2 separate regions of the Homo sapiens genome follow, and region 1 is linked to region 2. A link is a contact called in ENCODE Hi-C data. All regions are on one chromosome and are shown on one strand. The core of a region is the stretch at or near the end of the contact, and the rest is flanking DNA. Distances in the headings are between cores, read along the strand shown. Region 1 overlaps MYO5A (myosin VA). Region 2 holds the start of MAPK6-DT (MAPK6 divergent transcript).

The links. A loop is a pair of places that touch in the nucleus more often than their neighbours do. Pooled maps may share reads with other maps.
Region 1: a map with no recorded cell type shows a loop between it and region 2 (3-fold over the local background). The contact joins the enhancer-like site here to the promoter of MAPK6-DT in region 2. A Hi-C loop is called at or near these places in 1 of 168 maps with a recorded cell type or tissue (GM12878), 8 of 37 single-sample maps with no recorded cell type and 6 of 50 pooled maps.

Annotation. Positions count from the first base shown.
Region 1 is chr15:52,368,822-52,371,630 of GRCh38, reverse strand. It overlaps MYO5A (myosin VA), which reads left to right. Exons shown (of 42, transcript NM_001382347.1): 22 at 1,214-1,462. Among named protein-coding and RNA genes, the nearest start is that of MYO5C, 74 kb to the right of the region's middle. Within about 2 kb of position 1,355, at least 3 of the 41 ENCODE cell types and tissues checked have a DNase peak (open chromatin) inside an H3K27ac peak, as active enhancers do.
Region 2 is chr15:52,017,618-52,020,495 of GRCh38, reverse strand. MAPK6-DT (MAPK6 divergent transcript) reads left to right here and starts at 1,401. Exons shown (of 2, transcript NR_156732.1): 1 at 1,401-1,797. It overlaps MAPK6 (mitogen-activated protein kinase 6), which reads right to left and starts at 1,277. Exons shown (of 6, transcript NM_002748.4): 1 at 1,120-1,277. RefSeq lists enhancers at 217-266, 1,607-1,676 and silencers at 517-1,026, 1,327-1,436.

The sequences.
Region 1 (2,809 bases), core at 106-2,605, 350 kb before region 2:
CAAGCATGAGCTACCATGCCTGGCAGGAAATTATTTTTGAGAACAGAGATCTACTAATGCTTCAAACCTTTATGACCAAGAGTCATATTGTATGTTACTTATTTTTCAAACACCAGCTTGAACCAGGCATACTGTATTTTGTACTTGGCAATGCTCTATCAAAATTATCATTTATTTTCATGTGGTATCATGTTCATTTTACAGATGAGTTGGTTTAGCATTGAAATAGCAAAAGCATCAGGAAAATGTTGATGCTTCTGATGAACTTGCAATCTGTTGCAGAGATAAAAGTTTGTTTGATTAAAGATAGTTACTAATATTTTAGCACATGTAAATGATATAAAGGTAATTAAGAATATAAAAATGCTAAGGAGAGCAAAGCAAAACAGGGATCAGAATGAAATGGGATGGAAGATTTTCTGAGTGGGAGGGAGAAATTTTGAGGTAGTAAACATAAAGATTTGTGAGAAACGTGTGTGTGTGTAGGGAGAGGGTTTTTTTTTTTTGTTTTTTGTTTTAGGACAGATTCTCACCCTGTCACCCAGGCTAAAGTACAGCAGTGCAATCACGGCTCACTACAGCCTCAAACTCCTGGGCTCAAGTGATCCTCCTGCCTCAGCCTCCCAAGTAGCTAGGACTACAGGTACACACCACCATGTCTAGCTAATTTTTAAATTTTTTTGTAAAGACGGGGTCTCATTATGTGCCCAGGCTAGTCTTGAACTCCTGGCCTCTTGTGATCCTCCTGCCTTGGCCTCCCAAAGTGTTGAGACTATAGGTGTGAGCCACTACACCTGGCCAACTTGGGATTTTGAGGCTGTTTTAATCATTCGTACGCATCACTAAGCTAGTAAATGGTTTTTAGCAACATTTTGATCTGTTTTCAAAAACAAGTATAGATCCTCCTATTTCTGAATTAAGAATCAGGAAATTAAGAATTTACTATGTAACTCACCCTGTGACTATGAGAAAATCACATCCATCTTGCTTACCACATCAAACAGAATTGAATTAATTGTGCCTGTTTTCTTCTCTGTTTGTGTCACCTAGAAGGTATTGGTTGTGCTATTGCAAATGTTGTAGTATTTTGGTTGGATACTATATCAATGTTATGATGATATAGCATGAATATGATGAATAAACATGGTTTTCTTACTAAATACATTTGATGATATGTGTATTTACTTATTGTTACTTATGTGTATGTTTAAAGAACAAAGACTACAAATGCCTTGTGGAGAAACTAACCAATCTGGAAGGAATATACAACTCTGAGACTGAGAAACTACGAAGTGACTTAGAACGTCTTCAACTAAGTGAAGAGGAAGCGAAAGTTGCCACTGGGCGGGTCCTTAGTCTGCAGGAAGAAATTGCCAAGCTCCGGAAAGACCTGGAGCAAACTCGTTCAGAGAAAAAATGCATTGAGGAACATGCAGATCGATACAAACAAGAAACAGAGCAGGTAGGAATAATGTCCATATCCCCATCTACTCCGTACACAAAAGAGAGGTGCTGTCATCATGACTTGGTCCGTGTGACTCACTGTTGGTTTTATTAGAAATGCAGTACAAATTTTAGTTGAATTACTGTTCATTATTACTGTTTCCCAAGCATTTATTTCTCATTATCAATGAGTAGGCTGTAGGTCTTTTAGTAGAACTTTCTACTCTAATAAGAACAGAGGCAAAGCTGTATTTTTAGGAGAGAATGGCCAAGTACCTACTAACACTTGTATATTAAAAAAAAAAAAAAAAAAAAAAAGTCAGTCTGGGGCATAGACTCCTTTTAAAAAAAAAGTCAGTCTGGGGCGTAGACTCCTTTTTCTTCAGTAGGGTTAATGTGATTAACCCATTTATGCCTAAGGTTGCAATTTTTTGAATTGCAAAATCAGTCTTTGGCAATGACCTTGAGCAGTAGAATATAAATAACTCCCACATGCTTAGTGTTCTAATAATGGAACATTAGACATAATATTTAGTACCTGATGGTAGGGATCCTTGTTGAAGCCTGCATTAAGGCTGTATTAAGAAGTCCAAGCAGGAGAAGTCTAAATGTCTGCACAGTGATTGCAACCAACAGCTTTACGCAGATGGAACCCTCCCCACAAAATGCTTTCAGATTGACCAGTACTTGCACGCTTCAAATTTGTATTAACATATCAAAACTTTATTAAGTATAGAAGACATTAAGATTGTCAAGTAGTAATGAGATGTACTGCTGAAACATTTGTAAAAGTACCTCAACATTAGGCTTCCTGGAAAAAAGTAATCGATTTTCAGAGATTCCGCTGGTATTACCATCTTTAAATGAAAACAGAGTTGCCTGTGTCAGCTGTAACTGCTGGCAAGAATCCTGATATGGTTTGTCTGTACTGACTTCTAAATGTTAATATCAGCACATGCAGTGAGAACTACAGCAGGAACTTAGATGCAGGTCGGTTAGGATAGGGTGGCTGGTAAAATTGCAGTCCTTCCATGGCATTACAGGTTCCAGTAAAGTAATTCCTCCTATATCTCTAGATCTGTACTCTATATATAGAAACAGCAGTGCCAAAAGGTGAGATTCTTTTCTGTTTTATATAATGTTGTTTTGATACAGCAAGCTTGTTCTCTCAGAATTAAGACGTGCACTCAAAAAGATACTCTTGAATGTTTAAGATCTCTTTTCTTCCCTTTAAGTCTCCCCAAACCACGGAAGCTTTCCAGCTTCGGATTCCTCAGAATCTGTACAGTAGTTAAGTGTGGTGGGAAGATTCTCCTTTCCTTTTCAAAGCCAAGTTCTTGCCTTTCTAGTCTGATAGAATAAACAC
Region 2 (2,878 bases), core at 152-2,651:
CCCTTGACAAATCATCTGTATCCGTTAAAAAAAAAAAAGTCATTACTGAGACTGCATCTTTAGCAATGAACACGAATTCTGCCGTTAATACAAGTAGGCTTCTAATTCCAACTCACCAGTCCCTTTCACTGGACCTTTTCCAATGAACAAGCAAAAGAAAAAATAAAACAGGAAAGGAATCAAGAAGCTCCCGCTGCACAGAGATCCCCCTAACACCTAAACCGGTTGGGTCCTACACTCGCCAAGAAACAAAAGGATGCCAAAACACCTTTACTTTTCGACACAACTCACAAGGCGGACTAAAATGCACAGCAAAGTGACAAGGCCCTTTTTGGTGAACCGACAAAACAAGCTTTCATTTGGGCACTTTTACAGACCACCACTTAAGGTCCCGAAAGAAGCTAAGGAAAGACTGTAGGGCCGAGGGAGGAAATTAGGAATTTCGTCTCCGAGTTTTCAGTACCTCATTCATGGCAAGACTCAAAACTTGGGCGGACTTCAGGGCTCTGAGACGAGCCGGGTGAGCGCTGCGCGCTACGCCACTGGAGACTTTGCCCGGCCGGAGTCAGCTGAGGCCGAGTCACCGGGTGGGATGGGGGAGGAGACGCGGGAGCATTTCGAAAGGCAGCGTGCCAGTAAGGCGAGACTCCACGCCACCTCATGTTCCCCGGGCCGCCGCCCCTCGCTCGCCCGCCCTCCGGTCCGGTCCGGCTGGGTTTCGAACCCGCGGAGCCAGGCGCAGGCGGCGGGACGGCAGCAGGCGTGCGGGGCCAGGGAGCGGGCGCGGCCTGGCAGGGCGACCGGCGAGGGGCGTGCCGGGTGGGAGGGGCGCGCTGGCCGCCTGGCCGGCCCCACGCGGGGACCCCAGCCCGCCGCCCGCCCGCCCGCGCGGGGACGCGCCGGCCAGGCCCGAGCGGGCGGGCAGGCGGGCGAGCAGGGGGCGGGCGGCAGACCGAACAAAAACGCCTTTGTTGAGCGGCAGCCGCCGGAGGGTCACACACAATGGAGGAGGGAGCCGGCTCCGCCGTCGCCGCCGCCGCCGCCGCCGCCGGGCCCGCCGCGGCGCCCTCCCGAGCCGCCCCGCCGGCGCACCCCGCACACGTACACACACACACTCACGGGACTTCTCCGACTCATCGAGAGAGTGCGGGGCTCGCGGACTGCCCCCAGTGTCGGCTCAGGTCTCCGGCTGTGCTGGCGGCAGCGGCGTCTCCGAGGCTCTCGCTTTGCCGCAGTCGCCGCCATGTAACCCCGACCCGCGAGAGAGGGCGAGGAAGAGGGGGCGGGGCTTCGCGGTGCCACGCCCCCTCACGTCACAGGCTCACTCCACGGGTTCTCCCGCCCCCGCCCTGCCCAGCGCACCCGCACGCGCCGGAATTTCCAGCGCCCGTGACTGGGCTGCGCGCGCCGCGGAGGCGGTGGGAAAGGCACGCGGCTCGTCCGGCGTCTCCTGGGGGCTTTGCCTGCGGGCGGGCAGGGAGGAAGACAGCTGGGGCCGTTTGCTCTACTACCTGCCCTGGCATTAAGGGAACAAAGTGACCAAACCCAGTGCCAGCGTTTACTAAGCACCTACTACGTGCAAGGCACTGGGCAATCCGAGAGGAAGAGGCCTCAGTCTCCAGGAAGGGTGGACCTTAAGATGGATTGGCTGGAAGGCGACAGCCCGAGCACAAGACAGACGCGTTAGAGGCCAATACTAAGGTCATTCATTCTGCCAGAGTATGGAGGAAGGCTTTCAGGAGTGGTCGCCAAGGTGGCCTTTCAGCTGGATCCCGGAGGAGCGGATATAACCAGGAGGTGGGGAGGGTGTTTCTGTGAGCAAAGACTGGGAGGCCAGAGTACCTGGCTTGTTGCAGGAACTGGGATAGGACAATTTGAATTTGGGAAGGGATGCACTATGAAACGTAGAAAGGTGGATGGGTGCCTTCTTGGGCCCACTTGGCTAAAAGCAAACTTACATTACTTATCATGGCTTATTGAGTCCAAGGAGCCTTTTCAGTGTTTATGTGAAATTTAAGTATTTATGAAATTAGAGACGCAGGTCAGCATATTTTTTCAATGACTTCATCACCATCTTGCTGAGAACCAGACATAGAATAGCCCTTCTAGTCATTATTATGGGCATCTTCAAGAAAGAGGCAAAGACCACTTCAAAAAGATCACAAAGGGCCAGGCGTGGTGGTTCACGCCTGTAATCCTAGCACTTTGGGAGGCCGAGACGGGCAGATCACCTGAGGCCAGGAGTTCGAGACCAGCATGGCCAACATGGTGAAAGCCCCGTCTCCACTAAAAATACAAAAAGTAGCCGGGTGTGGTGGCTCACACCTGTAATCCCAGCTACTCGGGAGGCTGAGGCAGGAGAATAGCTTGAACCCCGCGGGGGGTTGCAGTGAGCCGAGATCGCGCCAGGACACTCCAGCCTGGGCGAAAGGGCGAAACTCTGTCTCAAAAAAAAAAATCACAGAGTAATGAAGTTAAGTGGTTGGGGTGAGCTTGAATGCTTTATATTTTTTAATATTTAAAACAACGTCAGCTGAGTACCAGGTGTGAAGAAGAGGTAATGAGTGAAAAAAACCAAGAGAAAGGGGAGACTTGTTCCAACCGCAGAATTTCCAGCTTCTGCAACGAGAGCTCGTACCTTCAGCCCCACTGCCTCTGCTCTAGGCTCTCCTCTGATCCTCAGGACATTTTTCCTCTCACTCTTTGAGAACTCGTTTACCTTCCTTTTCCATCAATGTCTGATCACCCAGAGAAGGTGGGAGAATAAATACCAAGCACTGTGCCTTCCCTCAAGGAGCATTTAATCCAGTGTCACTGCTGACTTCCTGTGGATAATGCAAAGTTGGCTTACAATAGTAAGGGAGACCACTAAATTGAC